2 separate regions of the Homo sapiens genome follow, and region 2 is linked to region 1. Evidence: chromatin contacts called from ENCODE Hi-C or POLR2A ChIA-PET data. All regions are on one chromosome and are shown on one strand. The core of a region is the stretch at or near the end of the contact, and the rest is flanking DNA. Distances in the headings are between cores, read along the strand shown.

The links. Hi-C counts contacts between places; a loop is a spot of excess contacts on that map. ChIA-PET counts read pairs that join two places held with the same protein, here RNA polymerase II (POLR2A). Pooled maps may share reads with other maps.
Region 2: a loop to region 1 is called in a pooled map, with 2.7 times the contacts of the local background. The contact joins two enhancer-like sites. A Hi-C loop is called at or near these places in 7 of 50 pooled maps. POLR2A ChIA-PET finds 5 or more read pairs at or near these places in 2 of 52 experiments (activated CD4-positive, alpha-beta T cell and activated T-cell).

Annotation. Positions count from the first base shown.
Region 1 is chr9:94,858,752-94,863,962 of GRCh38, reverse strand. All of the region lies in intron 5 of AOPEP (aminopeptidase O (putative)), which reads right to left. Among named protein-coding and RNA genes, the nearest start is that of MIR2278, 51 kb to the right of the region's middle. RefSeq lists an enhancer at 2,726-2,775. Within about 2 kb of position 2,767, at least 16 of the 41 ENCODE cell types and tissues checked have a DNase peak (open chromatin) inside an H3K27ac peak, as active enhancers do.
Region 2 is chr9:95,154,464-95,159,674 of GRCh38, reverse strand. The region is part of intron 6 of FANCC (FA complementation group C); the gene reads left to right. Among named protein-coding and RNA genes, the nearest start is that of MIR3074, 71 kb to the right of the region's middle. Within about 2 kb of position 2,039, at least 3 of the 41 ENCODE cell types and tissues checked have a DNase peak (open chromatin) inside an H3K27ac peak, as active enhancers do.

The sequences.
Region 1 (5,211 bases), core at 1,518-4,017:
CTGTATTCTCCAACCTCCCTTGCAGCTAAGTGTCACTAGGTTTGAACTGGTAAGATGCAAGCGAAAGTATTCTGCAGCAGCTTCTGGGAAAGCTCCTTGAAGGACAGTTGGTGCAGGCCTTTCACTCTTTCTTCTTCCTCCTTTCCTCCTTCCTGCTGCCTACAATGTGCATACACATACACTTGCTGCATTTCCAAAAGCTATTATGTACTATGAGTTGACCCTGAGAATGAAAATCATATGCTATGGCCAGGCGTGGTGGCTCACGTCTGTAATCCCAGCACTTTGGGAGGCCGAGGCGGGTGGATCACTTGAGGCCAGGAGTTCAAGACTAGCCTGGCCAACATGGCAAAACCCTGTCTCTACTAAAAATTCAAAAATTAGCTGGGCGTTGTGGCATGCACCTGTAATCCCAACACTTTGGGAGGCCATGCAGGCGGATCACCTGAGGTTAGGAGTTTGAGACCAGCCTAGCCAACATGGCAAAACCCCATCTCTACTAAAAATATAAAAAATTAGCCAGGCGTGGTGGTGGGCGCCTGTAGTCCCAGCTATTCGGGAGGCTGAGGCAGGAGAATGGCATGAACCCAGGAGGCAGAGCTGGCAGTGAGCCGAGACCACGCCACTGCACTCCAGCCTGGGTGACAGAGCGAGACTCCGTCTCAAAAAAAAAAAAAAAAAAGAGAAAAAGAGAAAGAAGAGGGAAACAGAGAGAGGAGAGGGGAGGGGAGGGGAAGAGAGGGGAGAGGAGAGAAAGAAATCATAGGCTAGGATGGTAGAGCAGCAGGAGAGAAGCGAGAAGCAGCCCCGGTTCCCACTCCACCCTGGCCTCTCTACCTGTGCCCTTGTTTCATATGGGGAAAGAAGGAAACTTCTGTCTTACCTAAGTCATTATTTCAAGTGTTCTGTCACGCACAACCAAATTAAATCTTGCCATTATGCTTTTGAAAATAATTTGGAAAACAAGTCCATGTAGACTTTATGTGTGTCTTTTTAAACCTATTACTCGACGAACACACTGAAACTCTTTTCTAGTGAATGATCAAGTATTTGTGCGCATATACTTTGTCCCGAGAATTAAGCCTAACACTATGAGAGAATATAAAGAAGTCCAAGACGGAGTTCTTGTCCTTAGGAAGTTAGTGAGTTTGCCACTGAGAAAGGACAAACACGCACCACCTATCCTCTCTCCCAACACATCCACCCAGAGGAAACAACATGAGGCAACAAAGTGCAAAACTGTGCAGTGTGATTGCAAGTGGGGATGGAATCCAGAAACCAAAAACAGGGAGGACGGAGACTCTGGGAGAAGGTTCCAGGGAGGCGCTGGCCCTTAAGGTGGGCCTTGCAGGAGGGGCAGAACCTGGAGATGCAGTGGAAACTGGCTGAGCATCCTCAAGGGTGGGGACCAGTCGCAGGCAAACCGCTGTTTCAGTAATGAACAGAGCATGTTCAAGGAGACTGGAAGGAGGTCAACCAGACGTGTGGCCTCTGGAAACAGAGCCCTCCCTTTTCTCAGGACATGGTTTCTCAGCCTTGAAAAAGAGTCCCTTTAAAGGATGATTTACCTCCCCATTCACCCCACATCTGAGAGATCAATCTGTGCTCCAGATCCTCCCTGCCATGCATCTAACAGGCTTGACATTGCTCAGACATCCCTGAGCATCGCCCTGAGGTATGCCTGAGGCCCAAGAACACTGTTTTTCTGTGGGGGTCCTGCTCAGCCAGCCCAGTGACTTTGAAAGAAACGTCCTTTTTACTATGCAACAGGCACATGTGAAGTCTCACTCACATACTCTGATGAGGTGTTTCAAGTTAAACTGTTAGGTAGAGGTGGTGTGCTCTGCTTCCTATGTTGTGAAATAGTAATAAACCAACAGAATGACTGGTCATTGCTTCCAAAGAGGAGGCCAGGGAATTTAATCACTCACAAACTAGCCACGATCACAGGATGAAGCAACTTTCCTAGTAAGCTGCTTTTCATAAACAAAGCCGTTGTTGAGTTTTTAAAATCCAACCAAACAACAAACAACTCTGAGGACAAGAAGAGCACCGTCTAGCCTCATGAAAGACGTAGTGCAGCCTTCACTCGCAGAACGTGCTTCAGAAGAGCAGGTCCTACAGAAGCACGGAGGACCCGACCCATGCAGTTACAGGGAGGATGGCTGTGGAATCCAGGCTGCACCAGGTGTACTACTCGTCAAGCACTGGCTGATGAGAGGGCCTGCACATTCAGTGGTTTTATATCGGGGGTTGGGAACAGTAAATAACATCTCTGGGATCTAGTCTAAGACAAATGAAACCAAATGACTCTTTTTCCAAAAATGGGCCTAAAACAGCTCATGGGAACCACCCCTGGCAGCCTGGTGGAGCAGGAAAGCACAGGCCAGGTGTGAAGAGACCTGAGTGCCAGCTTGGCTCTGTTGTCATGGAAGTCGTTGTTGACCTTGGTTGCTTAATCTGTAAATTAAGGGAGTTCAACTGGAGATGACCCATCCCTGATACTCATTGTGGCACTAATGATGACTCTGTGTCAGTAACAGATGAATACACAGGAAAGAACCAGTATATGTTTCTCTCTTCATCTTCTTTTCTGCCCATCACCATTTCTCCATATGCCCCCACATCATATTAATTTGCCAATTAATAAACAGCCATCCTCAGTTGCAATGTCATCTGAAGCTCAGTGGATTTCATGCTTGTTTGGTGACAGCAGCTGCTGCTGCTGCCCTCAAACCACATCCTTCCCCTTCGTCATGAAGCCTCCTCGAGAGCCACAATTTGCCTTGGCCAGAGCTCCCCGTACGTCAGCTTCCACCAGAAACTGCCATCCATATGCAGAGTTCTGGTTCATCAGCCCCTCTGAAGCAGATCCAGCTGGCCACAGTGGATTCCAGGTGGTCAAGACCAAAGAATCTCATAGCATTGTCAGCACACTGAAGCTGAAAGAAACCGCAAAAAGCACCGAATCTGACTGCCCCCAATTTGTAGATGAGGACACTGATGCCCTAAGAGGTTTATTTATCTAACATGGACTAGCCAGAGCTAGAACCCAAGTCTCCTGACTCAACGGTCAATTATGACTTTGAAATGGACAGAATTAGAAGCTACTAAAATCTACTATTTATGGTGTGCTCTGTGTCAGGCACTGTGCTAAGTGGCTTCTTAAACCTGACATGTACAGAGAACTCAGAATCTTTTCTCCTAATCTGCTCCTCTTCCTGTCCTCCCCACATTAGTCAATGGAGCACCCATCCATCCAGCGGCTTCTGCCAGAAACTCGGGAGTCACCCTTGACATCTCCCTCTTCCTCATCATCTCCCCATATAAAACTCTCAAGTCCTGCATTCTCCAGAGCATATCTTGGAACTCTCCAATTTTCCCCACCAGCACCCTCTCCACCCAGGTCTAAGCCACCTTCATCTCCTGCCTGGATTGCGGCCACACATCATCTCATCTCACCATTCCACTGCCACTACTCCTGTCGCTTCATTCTAGAACCAGAAACCTGAGCAATCTTGTCAAAACATAAGCCAGGTCACGACCTGCCCACCCCGTCCCCACCCTTGCCACTGCTTAAACCTGCTGGGCTTCCCAATACGCTCAGAATGAAGCTCAGATTTATATGAGGCCCTGCTTGGTCTGACGCCCTTATGATGCTGCCAATCTCATTTCACGCCAATCTTCCCATAGGTCACTAAATTCCATGAACACTTCTTTCGGGTCCTCCAAAGTTCCAAGTTGCTTCCAATCACAGCCTGTCCTCCTGTATAATATGCCCTTCTTCCTACTCCTGGCCTGGCTCACGTTCCACTGCCCTTCAGGTTTCAGCTTCTACATCACTGCCTCAGAGGCACCTGCCCCAAGGCCCTGCCAGGAGTGTTTCCTCTAACCCTGCATTCCTCCCACACAGGACTGACCAGTTTGTCGTACTCCATTTTTGAGAATATTTGTTTAATAACTATCTATCTCCCCAACCAGACTATAAGCCCCTTGAAGACAGGGACTGTCTCTATTTGTTCATCACTGTAGCCGAAGAATTTAGTGTTCAGTACATAGGACGCCCTAAATAAGTGTCTGCTGAATTTATTTATCAATTAGTTTACAGAAAACTTGAGTATAATAGTGCCTGTCATTTACAGATGAGCAAACAAAAGCATAAAGAACTTAAGCAATATGCCCAAGACCTAGAATAAGTAAGTAGCACAGAAGAGATTCCAACACAGGTTAGCTGACCCCAAAGCCCATGCCCTTAACTCAGATCACACCAGGATGGAATAGGCTGAGAGAAGATATAAGAGGCAGTAAGCCTTGATGCTTACTTGATTCATATGGAACAAATAGAGTCTGTGAAAGGCTGAAAAACAGCTCCCCAAAAGATATTCATATCCTAATTCCTGGAACTGTGAATGTTACCTTCTATGGGAAAAAAAGAAAAGCAAGCATGGGTCTTTGCAGATGTAATGAAGTTAATAAGGATCTTGAGTTAGTCAGATTATCCTAGATTATCTGCATGGGCCCTAAATGCAATCACACATGTCCTTGTAAGAGGCAGGCAAAGGGAGATTTGGCAGACAGAGGACATGGGGATGTGAAGACAGTGCCGACAGAGATTTGAAGATGACCTTAGTTCAGGCTGCTAGAACAAAGTACCACAGACTGGGTGCTTATAAACAGAAATTTATTTCTCACACTTCTGGAGGCTGGAAATGTGAGATCAGTATGCTAGCACGGTCAGGTTCTTATTGAAGACCCTCTTTCTGGTTTGCAGATGACTGCCTTCTCATTGCATCCTCACATGGTAAAGAACAGAGAGGGAAAACAAGCTCTTGTGTCTTTTTGCTTTGAGACAGAGTCTCACTCTGTCGCCCAGGCTGAAGTGCAGTGGCACAGTCAGCTCACTGCAACCTCCACTTCCAGGTCTTCTTTTTTTTTGAAATGGAGTCTCGCTCTGTCGCCCAGGCTGGAGTACAGTGCTGCAATCTTGGCTCACTGCAAGCTCCGCCTCCCGGGTTCACACCATTCTCCTGCCTCAGCCTCCTGAGTAGCTGGGACTACAGGCACCCGCTACCACACCCAGCAGACAGGGTTTCACCATGTTGGCCAGGCGGGTCTCCAACTCCTGATCTCAGGTGATCTGCCCGCCTTGGCCTCCCACAGTGCTGAGATTACTGGTGTAAGCCACCGAGCCCAGCCTCAGTGTGTTTTATA
Region 2 (5,211 bases), core at 790-3,289, 300 kb before region 1:
GAGAAATAGGAATGCTTTTGCACTGTTGATGGGAGTGTAAACTAGTTCAACCATTGTGGAAGACAGTGTGGCGATTCCTCAAGCATCTAGAACTAGAAATACCATTTGATCCAGCTATCCCATTACTGGGTATATACCCAAAGGATTATAAATCATGCTTCTATAAAGATACATGCACACGTATGTTTATTGCGGCACTATTCACAATAGCAAAGACTTGGAATGAACCTAAATGTCCATCAATGATAGACTGGATTAAGAAAATGTGGCACAAATACACCATGGAATGCTATGCAGCCATAAAAAAGGATGAGTTCATGTCCTTTGCATGGACATGGATGTAGCTGGAAACCATCATTCTGAGCAAACTCTCACAAGGACAGAAAACCAAACACCACATGTTCTCACTCACAGGTAGGAATTGAACAATGAGAACACTTGGACACAGGGTGGGGAACATCACACCCTGGGGCTTGTTGTGGAGTGGGGGGCAAGGGGAGGGATAGCATTAGGAGAAATACCCAATGTAAATGATGAGGTAATGGGTGCAGCAAACCAACATGGCACGTGTATACCTATGTAACAAACCTGCACGTTGTGCATGTGTACCCTAGAACTTGAAGTATAATTAAAAAAAAAAAGGTCAAAAAAAATTCTTCCATCATTTCTAGCAGTTGGGAGTATAGCATGAATGCTAGGACATCCGTGTCCTTAGTTCATTGCTTGATGCAGTCTCTTAGGTTACATTTTCATCTTATTTTCTCTTGACTAGATTAAGAGAGTCACCATTCTTCATAGGTCTTGCCTTTGAGTCCTCAGGATGTGTAGCAGTTCTACACCAGAGCTACTCAAAGTGTGGCCCTACCAATCAGCAGCATCAACATCCCTCGGGCAGAGACCAAGAAATATGACTTTTTAAAAACATCTGTCCAGACATACTCTCTGGAAGTTCAAGAAATGCTGCTCTACACTACTTCTTTAGAAGCAGTTCCCATAACTGCATATCAATCCCTGGTAACAATCTGAATACTTTATGGTGACATGATAGAATTTTATTTACGGTTTTTATTTTTGTTGATGAATTCCTATAAATTGTTAATATTTTTGCTGTATTCTTGATAATAGTAAATTCTCATAAAGATAATTTTTTGCCAAGCTACCCATAGTGATCTATTATGTGTGAACAGTTTGTCTTTTCTCCTCAAATATTCACCTTTTCTAAATTGTTCTTCCTGTTCTCTACCGCTTCTTAAGTGGCAGATATCCTTTCAACATTTACCTTCCATAGTGCTTTATCATCGTTCTCTTACCACCAAGATGGTTTTAGATCTAAAATTAATTAATATGCTTTTTGAGTCTATCATCTAAGTTGTTAACAAAAAGACACATTTAGCATGAGTTGTAAATATCTTAAATTTTTGGAATATATGAGCTTAGTGGGTGGGCTGGTAGAGGAAGAGGTATGTGGGGGTGTGTGTGAAGGTGTATACTTTGCACATAGCCTAGCAGAATATATTGCATAGAGTTAGGGCGGGATGGATGTTTGTGCAATTGAAAGGTAGGCCGGAGAGTTGCCTGTGTGCATCACTCATGTAGCGTCTCAAATAGGCAGGCAGGTCTCCAGCCTGACTCATCAATCTTCCTCCCTAAAAGATCTCTAAGCGCAACTTTTCTCTCATCTGAAAAGAGGAAATGAGAAGAGTCAGAGATTATTACTGGGGACTGAGTGGGTGGAAAGACTGTGGTTCTGGGGACATTTATCAAGTATTGCAGTTCATGGCTGCAGATTATATCTTCTGTTTAGGCTGGAAATGATCCAGGATAATTTTCCTGAAAAATTTAAAAAATCTCATAAAGACAGGTAGTTCTTGGGTATACCAAAATTTGGGCAGGCCAACTGATAACCTTCCCAAGAACTTCAAGGTGCACGCAGCCTTCATGGCTCCTCTTTTGGTCTGAAGTTTGTCAGAGTGTGGAGATCCAAGTTCAAGTGGAGAGTTACGCAACACTTTCCAGATTGAATTACACTAAGCATTAGGTCTTGACTGGTTGCCAGAGCAGCACTTCCAAATAATTTCTGCACAAGAATTCAACTGCAGAAGGCTAGACGGTAACCATGTACTGCTGGGAACATCCTTTCTGTGTGGTTGTATTGTAGCTTCCAAACCATCTGCCCCAAACCATAGAGCTACAGGATAAGCTGACGATGCTCAGAATGTTGCTCCTTCTAGATGGTTTGTAGCAAAGAATAGGATAGAATTTAAACATTCTGTCACTGAATTGTTGACTTTACTTGGTGGCAAGTGAAACTCTATTTAAAGCCCTATGACAACACCATTTATCAGGCCTCTAAAAATAATGCAAAAAGAAAGTAAGCTAATTTTCCCACTTTTTTTGTTCCTCTGGCGATCTGTGCATCTGAAATTATGAGATCAATTTCTATATTTTCTGAGACTTTTTGAATCTTTGGAAATGAACTTTAGACACTGAAGTGCTAAAAAATTAGAAAAAATAAATGCATAGATGCCTTCTAGAAGGAAAAAAAAACACAGGAAAACAGCATAGCATTGTTTATATGGTGCTTAAGTTTGGGAGCTCTTGGCTGCTTCGACATTTGAAGTCATACTTGTGAAAGGAGAGGAATTAGAAACTTAGATTCATAGGTGGATGGGACTCTCCTGACTTTAAGCATATACTGGAAAGTAGTTTGCCTGTTATGCTGTGTTCTGATTTAATTGTTTCAATTTGTAAATCTTAAAAGTGGACAGAGAACTTCAGATATGTAGTAGAAAGTTATGTGGTATTATGATACCTATTTTAATTGTTATTATTAATGACAGCAAAAATTATGATGGCTGCAGCGTGGTTGACAGCTGTTTTGCAAAGGTTATCATGGTGTCAGAGATGTTACCTGATTTCATTAAACCGGCTTCTACTTGAGATAGAAGAATACACTTGGCAGAATTTATAATTCACTGGAGAACTGTGGACTTGAAAAGTTTTGTTCTCACACAAGCTTTTAAGAATCCAAGTTAAAATTTTATGAATGGTGATCACAAAAGCTTCTAAAAGGGCTCAAAAAGCATGTTACGCATCAAATTGCTTTTTAAATTCAATCTTCTGATAGGTATAAATGAACTCAGTCCAAGAGATTGAATTATCTTAAAAACTATATATAAGGGCTCAACACATTCAGAAAAGTACCTGGACAAATTTATCTGGTTGAATTATAAAATTCTTTAAAGAAAAGATTCTAAACATCATTCAGTAGAGCAAATTAGGAATGTATCGGATGTGTTGGTTTACAGGGAGCACTCTGCTAGCACAGGCATCTCATATTCTTAGTAAATTCAGTTAAGAATTTTACTGATTGTATCATAGCTTTGCTTTGACTAGGAATATCCTGAACTGCTAACTAAATTAATTCCAATTTTATCCTTGCTACTCCTGCCAGCTGGGATGCCAGCATGGACATCCTTCAGTGGACTTCGCTCTGTGCCAGGGAATTTGTTCATATTACTTTTGAAAAACAAGCATTCTTAACAACAACAACAACACCAAAAACCAATTATAAACTAGAGAATAAACCTCTTCCAAAGTGGCACAATCTGGCACAAAGGCAAATTTTTAATCTATAAAAGTTGTTTCAGCCTTGGCACAGTGGCTCACTCCTGTAATCCCAGCAATTTGGGAGGCCAGGGTGGGAGGATTGCTTGAACCCAGGAGTTTGAGACCAGCCTGGGCAACATGGAGAAACCCCATATCTACAAAAAAAAAAAAAACCCAAAAAAAGCCAGATGTGGTGGCAAGCACCTGTAATCCCAGCTACTAGGGAGGCTGAGGTGGGAGCATCGCTTGAGCCTGGGGAGGTTGAGGTTGCAGTGAGCCAAGACTGCACCACTGCACTCTAGCCTGGGTGACAGAGCAAGACCCTGTCTCAAAAAGAAAGAAAGAGAAAAGAAGATTGTTTCAGCTGATACCATCCAGCAGAGTCTTTTAATTGTGGTCCAGGAGACTTTAAAAACCTCTGTGAACTGCTTGTCTTCTGTCCAAGGGTGAGAAAATGAAAAGCACAAATAATTCTATAGAAATACCCTGAAAAGAGACCAGTAGAATCAAATAATGGGAAGAGTGCAAAAAAAGATGTAAATAAAGGGGAAAAAATACTCCAGAGGGAAATAAATACTAAGCAATTTAAGACTGATTAAGGATGATTAGTTTTTAATGAGCTACTTTTGCTGTTTTGGAAATAAGAACCTGAGGCAGGAAGTAACTCCTTTATTACGAATATTTTCTTTTTCCTCCCTCCCTCCCTCCCTCCCTCCCTCCCTTCCTCCCTTCCTTCCTCCCCTCCCCTCCCCTCCCCTCCTCTCCCCTTCCGTCCCCTTCCTTCCCCTCCCCTTTCCTCCCCTCCCCTCCCCTCCCCTCCCCTCTCTCTTTTCTCTCGCTCTCTCTTTCCTTTCTTTTTTTGACAGGGTCTCACTTTGTTGCCCAGGCCAGAGTGCAGTGGCATGATCTCAGCTCACCCCAACCTCCACCTCCTGGACTCAAGCCATCCTCCCACCTCAGCCTCCCGAGTGGCTGGGACTACAGGCGTGTGCCACCACACCCAGCTAATTTTTGTATTTTTTTGTAGAGGCAGGGTTTCACCATGTTGCCCAGGCTTATCTCAAACTCCTGGGCTGAAGCAGTCCACCCACCTTAACCTCCCAAAGTTCTGGGATTGCAGACATAAGCTACCACACCTAGCATGAATATTTTCATTTTCAGTATTTTACTAGTTAACATTGTATTTTAGTTTTTTAAAAGTTTTATTATAAAACACTTATGTCATGGAAAAACTGTGTGCCTGTTGCCCAGGTTTTATAGTGCTAACATTTTATTTATATTTGATATTTTTAAGAAAAAGTTTCAATTAGAGCTGAAGCATCCTTCTCCTATTCCATTTCTTTATTCTCCCCGCTGGAGCAAGCACGCCCAAGAAGTGGGGTGTAGATTCTTCCTGCCATGTTTTAACACTTTTACTTCACATTTCGCTGTGCTTTAAAACTTTACATAAGGATGGTGTATTGTGGATATCTTTATGCAACTTGCTTTCTTCATTCATTCAACTTTTGAGATTTATGTATGCAGATAATGTAGGTACAGTTTATTCATTTAAACTGCCATATAGCATTCCATTCTGTAAATAAATAATCATTTATTCATTTC